2 separate regions of the Homo sapiens genome follow, and region 1 is linked to region 2. Evidence: read pairs that join two places in POLR2A ChIA-PET (ENCODE). Cell type or tissue: K562. All regions are shown on one strand. Links, peaks and the distances in the headings refer to the core of each region. The heading gives the core; the rest is flanking DNA. Region 1 overlaps TECR (trans-2,3-enoyl-CoA reductase). Region 2 holds the start of LINC01841 (long intergenic non-protein coding RNA 1841).

What was found. ChIA-PET counts read pairs that join two places held together with the same protein. Peaks named below come from ENCODE experiments on the same cell type or tissue, not always from the same donor. Only the 100,000 strongest peaks of a DNase experiment are listed, where the experiment ranks them.
Region 1: POLR2A ChIA-PET joins it to region 2 with 5 read pairs; 7 of 35 experiments call an interaction of 5 or more read pairs at or near these places.

Annotation. Positions count from the first base shown.
Region 1 is chr19:14,544,619-14,548,996 of GRCh38, reverse strand. All of the region lies in intron 1 of TECR (trans-2,3-enoyl-CoA reductase), which reads right to left. It also overlaps a transcript of DNAJB1 not described here. Among named protein-coding and RNA genes, the nearest start is that of TECR, 17 kb to the right of the region's middle. In K562, for the core only: no CTCF peak of the experiment used is centred there; no DNase peak of the experiment used is centred there.
Region 2 is chr19:14,361,225-14,365,602 of GRCh38, reverse strand. It overlaps LINC01841 (long intergenic non-protein coding RNA 1841), which reads left to right and starts at 1,613. Exons shown (of 4, transcript NR_134908.1): 1 at 1,613-1,731. In K562, for the core only: a CTCF peak has its summit at 3,680 (motif pointing left); DNase peaks (open chromatin) are centred at 722, 1,802, 2,252 and 3,677; H3K4me3 peaks cover 797 bases.

The DNA of each region.
Region 1 (4,378 bases), core at 275-4,274, 180 kb before region 2:
ATATGTGAAAATTAAATTCAAATTTTGGTGTCCATAAATAGAGTTGTATTGAACACGCCATGCTCACTGGATGTCATCTGTGGCTGCCACAGTGGTATCACTGCTGCTGAGATGTCTGAGATGGTTGGATGCGGTGGCTCCCGCCTGTAATCACAGCACTTTGGGAGGCCAAAGTGAGCAGATCACTTGAAATCAGGAGTTTGAGACCAGCCTGGCCAACATGGTGAACCCGTCTCTACCAAAATACAAAAATTAGCCAGACGTGGTGATGCGTGCCTGTAATCCCAGCTACTTGGGAGGCTGAGACAGGAGAATTGCTTGAACCTGGGAAGCGGAGGTTGCAGTGAGTCGAGATCGCACCACCGCACTCCAGCCTGGGCGACAGTGCAAAACTCCGTCTCTAAAAGAAAAAAAAGAGACGACAGAGATGAGCAGTGCTGCAGAGACCCTTAGGCAAAGCCTAAGATCTTTGCTAGCTGGATTAAGTTTGCCAACCCCTGGCTTAGGCCTGGTAACGGCAGTGAGGCTGATGAGAAGTGGTTAAATTCTAGAATGCTGAGCTAAGGGATGTGCTGACATTTGGACATGAGGCATGAGAGAAAGAGCAGAGTCAAACAGCTTAGGGCCTGGGTAACAAACAGGCCGGAACTGCCACCAAGGGGGTGGGGAAATGCAGGTTCAAGAGGAAAAATCAGAAGCTCCATTTTGGACATGTAAAGTTTGAAATGCCCATTAGGCCCAGGCACAGTGGCTCACACCTGTAATCCCAGCACTTTGGGAGGCCGAGGGGGCGGATCATGAAGTCAGGAGATCGACACGATCCTGGCTAACACGGTGAAACCCCATCTCTACAAAAAATACAAAAAATTAGCTGGGCATGGTGGTGGGCGCCTGTAGTCCCAGCTACTTGGGAGGCTGAGGCAGAAGAATCGCTTGACCCAGGAGGCAGAGGTGGCAGTGAACTGAGATCACACCACTGCACTCCAGCCTGGGTGACAGAGCGAGACTCCGTCTCAAAAAAAAAAAAAAAAAAGAAATGCCCATTAAACACACACATGGTTGGGAGGCCAAGGCAGGAGGATCCCTCGAGGCCCAGAGTCCAAGACCCAAGACCCAAGACCAACCTGGGCAACATCGCAAGACCCCATTTCTACCAAAAAAAAACAAAAGTAGCCGGCTGTAGGTGGTATGCACCTGTAGTCCTAGCATAATCAGGAAGCTAAGGCAAGAGTATCACTTAAGCCCAGGAGGCCCAAGCTGCAGTGAACTATAATAGCACCATTGCACTCCAACCTGGGTGACAGAATGAGACCCTGACTCAAAAAAAAAAAAAAATATTAGGTACAGTGGCTCACACCTGTAATCCCAGAACTTTGGGAGGCCAAGGCAGGTGGATTACCTGAGGTCAGGAGTTTGAGACCATCCTAGCTAACATGGTGAAAACTCATCTCGACTGAAAATACAAAAAATTAGCCAGGTGTGGTGGCACATGCCTGTAGTCCCAGCTACTCTGGAGACTGAGGCACGAGAATCACTTGAACTTGGGAGGCAGAGGTTGCAGTGAGCAGAGTTCATGCCACTGCACTCCAGCCTGGGCAACAGACTGAGACTCTGTCTCAAAAAACATAAAATAAAATAAAATAAAATAAAATAGGCCAGGTACGGTGGCTCACGCCTGTAACTAATATTTTTACCCAAGCTTTAAGAGTTGCAAAAGATGTCATTTCTGGCCTACTGTCGGTATTAAAAATTTTACATAAACATTTACAGGACTCTGTTAAATCTATCTAGAGTCTAAATGCTTCAGTAATTTGAAACCTACCATTATCCCTTTAAAAAAAAATAAGAGGCTATGAATAAGCTCTTTAACATTGGCTCTCTTTTTGCTTTGACGTTGGTTTCTGTTTCCCTCCTTCATAGGATCTTATTATAATACATGTTTATGACTGAAGGTTAGCACTGATTACCCTATCATGTTGATCAAATTGAAATTTAATTTTTAGGCTGGGTGCAGTGGCTCATGCCTGTAATCCCAGCACTTTGGGAGGCCAAGGCGGGCAGATCAGATCACTTGAGGTCAGGAGTTTGAGACCAGCCTGGCCAACATAGTGAAACCCTGTTTCTACTAAAAATACTAAAGTTAGCTGGGCGTAGTGGTGTGCACCTGTAGTCCCAGCTACCTGGGAGGCTAAGGTGGGAGAATGGCTTGAACCCGCCCTCAGAGGTGGAGGTTGCAGCAAGCCAAGATCGCGACACGGCACTCCAGCCAGGGCAACAGAGCAAGACTCCGTCTTAAAAAAAGAAAAGAAAAAATAATGTTTAAGAAATATTTCAGTGACCAAAGGTTCTAAGCATAGAAAGAAAAATCCAGGCTAGACACGGTAGTGCATGCAGCCAGGCCAAGATAGTGAGAGCCCTGTTTCTGTAATAAATAAATAAAAAGAAAATTTCTGCAGGAGGTTGCTCACTACAACCTCTGCCTCCCGGGTTCAAGCAATTCTCCTGCCTCAGCCTCGCAAGTAGCCAGGATTACAGACACGTGCCACTGCACCTGGTTAATTTTTGTATTTTTAGTAGAAGAGGGGTTTCAGCATGTTGACCAGGCTGGTCTTGAACTCCTGACCTCAAGTGATCCGCCCACCTCAGCCTTCCAAAGTGCTGAAATTACAGGTGTGAGCCACTACACCTGGCCTAGGGTGGAGTTTTCTCAGAGCAAAAAAAAAAATCCCAAATCTAGAATTCCTTCTGAGTTAGATGCCCAAAAACTTTCAGTGTGATCTATGATCGGAAATGTCTGTAATGATTTCCCAGCTGAGTAGCCCCCAGCGCCGCCCCCATGATTTTTCTGAAAGCAGATTTGTGACCACCCCAGGTGCAGAAGGACTTGGTCCCCAGGGACGAGCTAGCATGGATCACTTCCTCACCTTCCAGGCAGGTCCCCCAAGAGTCAGTGGCATGGCGGGCGTGACCCAGCCAGGAAGGGAGATCAGGGTCCCAACTCCTAGTCCAGCCATGTCCTGGGGGCTCTATGTGGCCCAGAGGAGCTCTGATCAGGCCTTGGATGGAATACTGAGCCACTCAGCTCTGCCTGAGGGAGGCTGCGGTTACCTGCTGCGTTGTGACCCATTTCCGATGCTCCTCGGGGACAGCAGGAAGAAGCCAGGGAACCCACACAGCCCTTTCCCAAGCCGCAGCCCTTTCCCAAGCACAGCAGGGATGTACTTGTCACACGGAGACCTACAAAGGGCTCAACCGTGTGCAGGGGTGTCTGTCACTCCCAAAAACCTTTTCTGCTAACTGTGCAGTTTGCACTCGCCATGCACGCAACCAACACGGACTGTGCCCCTTGCTGCGTCGGGCCTGCCTGTGCCAGCTGCTGGGCTCAGTGATGAATGGCAGTCAGGCGGGTGTAACAAGAGCGTGCGGGCAGCGATCCAAGGGCCGGGATATGACAGTGCGCACGACTGAGAGAGGCTATCCCCCCCACCCCCTAGGCTTGCTGGTGCTCAAGGGGACATGAACAAAGCACCTATTACATAATACGGGGTCACGATGTACCAGGAGCTGTGGAGAGGAGACAGCGGTGCAGAGGGCCCAGAGGGCCACAGTGGGTGTGCCCGGGAGGACCCTGCTGAGGAAATGGGATTTCAGCTGAGGGCCAGCATGAGGCTCCCTGGCGGGGAATGCAAAGGCCCTGGGGTAGCACAGAGCTTTGGGGAAGCGGGTGACACCCGGAGGCTGGAACAGAGTAAATTTTAGGGGGAGCAGCTAAGCAGCAGGCTGGAGCAGAGCCAAGACAAGTGCTTTAGGTTTTACCCTTGAGCAATGAGGAATCGCTGGAATGCCACAGGCTGCTTTGGTTTCTTGAAGAATCATCTCTCTGCTGGGGACAGAGGAACAGTAAGGGAGCAAATGTGGCTTCAGAGACAGTGGTGAGAGGCTTAGAAACAACTCAGGGCAGAGACTCAGGTGCTTGGACCAGGGAGGGAACAGAGAAGGGAAGGAGTGAAAAGGACACCGCAGTTCCTAGATTCTGATGTGTCAATGGTTCAAAACAAGCCACGTGCTGGGCATGGTGGCTCTTGTCTGTAATCCCAGCACTTTGGGAAACAGAGGCAGGAGGATCACTGGAGCCCATGAGTTCAAGACCAGCTTAGGCAACACAGCAAGACCCCATCTCTACAGAAAATTTTCAAATTAGCCGGGCGTGATGGCATGCACCTGTGGTCTCAGCTACTTGGGAGGCCGGGGCACAAGAATCCCTTGAACCCAGGAGTTGGAGTTGCAGGGAGCCGTGATCGTGCCACTGCACTCCAGCATGGGCGACAGAGTGAGACCCTGTCTCAAAAAAAAAAAAAAAAGGAATGGCCAAACACCG
Region 2 (4,378 bases), core at 150-4,149:
TAGAAGCAAGTTATTGGGTCCAGCTCACACTCGAGGGATCACACAGAGTGCAGACATCAGGAGGTGGGAATCATGGAGGAGTCTTGGAGCCTGTCTGCCTCACCTCCTCTCCTCTAGTATTCCTAGTTTTTTTTTTTTTTTCGAGATGGAGTTTTGCTCTTGTTGCTTAGACTGGAGTGCAATGGCAGGATCTCGGCTCGCTACAACCTCTGCCTCCCAGGTCCAGGTGATCCTCCTGTCTCAGCCTCCCAAGTAGCTGGGATTACAGGAGCCCCCTGCCACACCTGGCTAATTTTTGTATTTTTAGTAGAGATGGGGTTTCACCATGTTGGTCAGGCTGGTCTTGAACTCATGACCTCAAATGATCTGCCTGTCTGGGCCTCCCAAAGTGCTGGGGTTACAGGCATGAGCCACCAAGCCTGGCCTCTTTGCTGATTTTCATCTGTAACTTTCACTGTAATAAACCATAACTGGGAGTAACACCACTTTTCTGGGATCTATCAATCTCAGCAAATTATTGACCCTGAGGGTGGTCTCAGGGACCCCCGACACAAGCCCCATTTCCCAGCCACCATCTTTTGCAATCTCCATTGCCCTAGTCACCGAATGGCATATTCTTATCCATTTGCTATTTCCTGCCTCTCTCCTCTGGATCAAAGGCTCTGGAAGGTCGAAAACTCATCTGTCTTTCCCATGAAAGGCTGTAGAACAAAATGGTCAGGGGTCAAGTCCTGGCCCTGTCACTTTTTCATTGTTGCTGAGTCAAGGTCTCAGCCAGGGTGGAGTGCAGCAGTGCAGTCATAGCTTACTGCAGCCTTGAACTCCCGGGCTCAAGCAATCCTCCCACCTCAGCCTCCCTTGTGGCTGGGACTACAGTCACATGCCACCACAGCCAGCTATTTTTTTTCTTTTAAGACAGGGTGTCGCTCTGTCACCCAGGCTGGAGTGCAGTGGCATGATCTCGGCTCACTGCAACGTCTGCCTCCCAGGTTCAACTGATTCTCCTGCCTCAGCCTCCCGAGTAGCTGGAATTACAGGCATGCGCCACCACGCCTGGCTAATTTTTTTTTGTATTTTTAGTAGAGACGGGGTTTCACCATGTTGGCCAGGCTGGTCTTGAACTTCTGACCTCAGGTGATCCGCCTGCCTCGGCCTCCCAAAGTGCTGGGATTACAGGCTTGAGCCACCAAGCCCGGCCCCACACCCAGCTAATTTTTATTTTTTGAGACGGAGTCTTGCTTTGTTGCCCAGGCTGGAGTGCAGTGGCACGATCTCAGCTCACTGCAATCTCCACCTCCCAAGTTCAAGCGATTCTCCTGCCTCAGCCTCCGCAGTAGCTGGGATTACAGGCATCCGCCACTACGCCAGCTAATTTTTTTGTATTTTTAGTAGAGACGAGGTTTCATCTTGTTGGCCAGGCTGGTCTTGAACTCCTGACCTCAAGTGATCCGTCAGTCTCAGCCTCCCAGAATGCCTGAAGGTTAGCTTTTAAGTGTTGGTTACTTTATCTCCTCAGTAGCTAGATCAGGGTCCAGGTGGTCAGGATTCAGTCAAAAGCAAGTGATTAAGGAGACTCCTCTGGGGACTTTGCGATGGAGAGGCAGGAGGGGCCACGAGCGGGGGTGGGGAAGAGAAGAGGGCACAGAGGCCAGCGGATGAGAGAGACACCAGGGAGCCTGGGATGCCTGCCCGAGGCTCTGGCCACGCCCATGCCCTGCCTGTCCCGCTAAGGTGAGCTGGTCCTTCTGTGATCACCCGGGGAGGAGGCCTACAGGAGCTGCAGAGCTGAGTAGAGAGGGAAGGCGCGGGGGAGGCCAAGTCCCACGGGTCTGGGCTTCTAGGAGGAAACGTGTGGGAGGTTGGGACGGGAGGCGTGGGGGCGGGGGACAGGCAGGGCAGCTGGAGCCGGGGCTGTAGTCGGGCGCCGGCCAAGCCCCAAAGAAAGCCTGTGTTGGGCAGCGTCCGGTCTGGCCTGGCCTGGGAGGATGCCTGCTTGCTGCTGGGGGGCCCTGGAGATGCCGACGTAGCTCTGTACCCCCGGGAGGAATGTGACCCCCTCCCCACCCCCAGCCTCCAAATTTTTCCACATAAGGCTTCAGGGGTGCTCATGCCGCATGAGTTCAGGACAAAGGAATCAAAAGCACATGGACTGGATTCCCTAGGGAGGAGAAATTCTGGAAATAAGACGAAGAGGAGGACAAAGGGGCCCGGGGGCGGGGTGAGGGTGCTGGGACGGAAGCGGGGGGCGGGGATTGGGAGGCAGCCGGAGAAGGTGCCTGGCTCTGAGTGGCCTTAGACTGGGGACACATCTCAGCTGGGGATGAAGGCCACTGTGGCCCCGGACCGCCAGGGCAACTCCTTGGACCTCTCTGAGCCTTGTTCCTTCCTTTTTTTTCTTTTTTCTTTTTTTTTTGAGACGGAGTCTTGCTCTGTCACCCAGGCTGGAGTGCAGTGGCGCGATCTCGGCTCACTGCAAGCTCTGCCTCCCAGGTTCACGCCATTCTCCTGCCTCAGCCTCCCGAGTAGCTGGGGCTACAGGCGCCCCCCACCACGCCCGGCTAATTTTTTGTATTTTTAGTAGAGACGGGGTTTCACCGTGTTAGCCAGGATGGTCTCAATCTCCTGACCTCGTGATCCGCCCGCCTCGGCCTCCCAAAGTGCTGGGATTACAGGCGGGAGCCACCGCGCCCGGCCACCTTGTTTCCTTTCTTTTGGCCCAGATTCTTGGGGCAAAATACTTGGAGTCCTCCATGTCTCTGTCTCTGTTTTATTTTGTTCTCTCTTTCTGTTTCCTTCTTTCTTCTCTTTCTTCGTTCTCTGTCTCTCCTTCCTTCCTTCCTTCCTTCCTTCCCTCTCTTTCTTTCTTCTCCTTCCTTCTTTCTTTCATCTATCTCTGTCTCTCCTCCCTTTCTTTCTCCTTCCTTCCTTCCCTCCCTCCCTCCATTTCTTCCTTCCTTCCTTCCTTCCTTCCCTCTTTCTTCTCCTTCCTTCTTTCTTTCTTTCCTCTATCTCTATCTCTCCTCCCTTTCTTTCTCCTTCCTCCCCTCCCTCCCTCCCTCCCTCCCTCCCTCCCTCCCTCCCTCCCTTCCTTCCTTCCTTCCTTCTCCTTCCCCGGTCTCACTTTGTTGCCCAGGCTGGTCTTGAACTCCTAGGCTTCAGTGACCCTCCTGCCTCTGCCCCACAAAGTACTGGGATTACAGGCATGAGCCACCATGCCTGGCCTCTATCTCTGCCCCTGTCCCTTTCTCTCTCTCTCTATTGTATCAGCAAATCCCGAGAGCTCTATTTTCAAAATCTATCCAGCATCTACTCACTTTTCACCTCCTCCACAGCCCCTACCTGGTCCGGCCCCATCAACTCCCCCTTGGCCCAGTGCAGACTCCTCTGCCCTGGTCTCCTGGCTCCTGCCCTTGCTCGCCCGCTCCATGCTTTTCTGTCAGGGCACGTCCCTCCTCTGCTCAAGGACCCTCCAGGGCTCCCACCTCACTCAGTGCAAAAGCCAAATTCCTTCTTGTGGCCCACAGGGCCCTGCAGGATCTGCTCAGCACTTATCTGCCCTCACCTCCTCCTTCTCTCCCCTTTGCTCATTCCCTTCAGCCAGGCCAGCTTCCTCGCCGTTTTGGGCATGCTCCTACCTTAGGGGCTTTGCACGGCAGCTCACTCTCACTTGCAGCACCACCTCCTCCTCCAGATCCCCACATGGCTTTCTCTCGCCCCCTTCAGGTCTTTTTTTTTTTTTTTTTGAGACAGAGTCTCATTCTGTCACCCAGGCTGGAGTGCAGTGGCACAATCTCAGCTGGCTGCAGCCTCCGCCTCTCGGGTTCAAGTGATTCTCCTGCCTCAGCCTCCTGAGTAGCTGGGATTACAGGCACGCACCACCACACTCAGGTAATTTTTGTATTTTTTTTTTTTTTTGAGACAGAGTCTTGCTCTGTTGCCCAGGCCAGAGTGCAGTGGTGCGATCTCGGCTCACTGCAAGCTTCGCCTCCCAGGTTCACGCCACTCTCCTGCCTCAGCCTCCCTAGTAGCTGGGACTACAGGCACCCGCCACCACGCCCAGCTCATTTTTTGTATTTTTAGTAGAGACAGGGTTTCATCGTGTTAGCCAGGATGGTCTCGATCTCCTGACCTCGTGATCCGCCTGCCTCGGCCTCCCAAAGTGCTGGGATTACAGGCGTGAGCCACCGCGCCCGGTTGTAATTTTTGTATTTTTAGTGGAGACAAGGTTTCACCACGTTGGCCAGGCTGGTCTCAAACTCCTGACCTCAGATGATCTGCACGCCTTGGCCTCCCAAAGTCCTGGGATTACAGGTGTGAGCCACCATGCTTGGCCCAAGTCTTTTGTTCGTTTGCTTTTAAAGAGATGTATATATTAGTT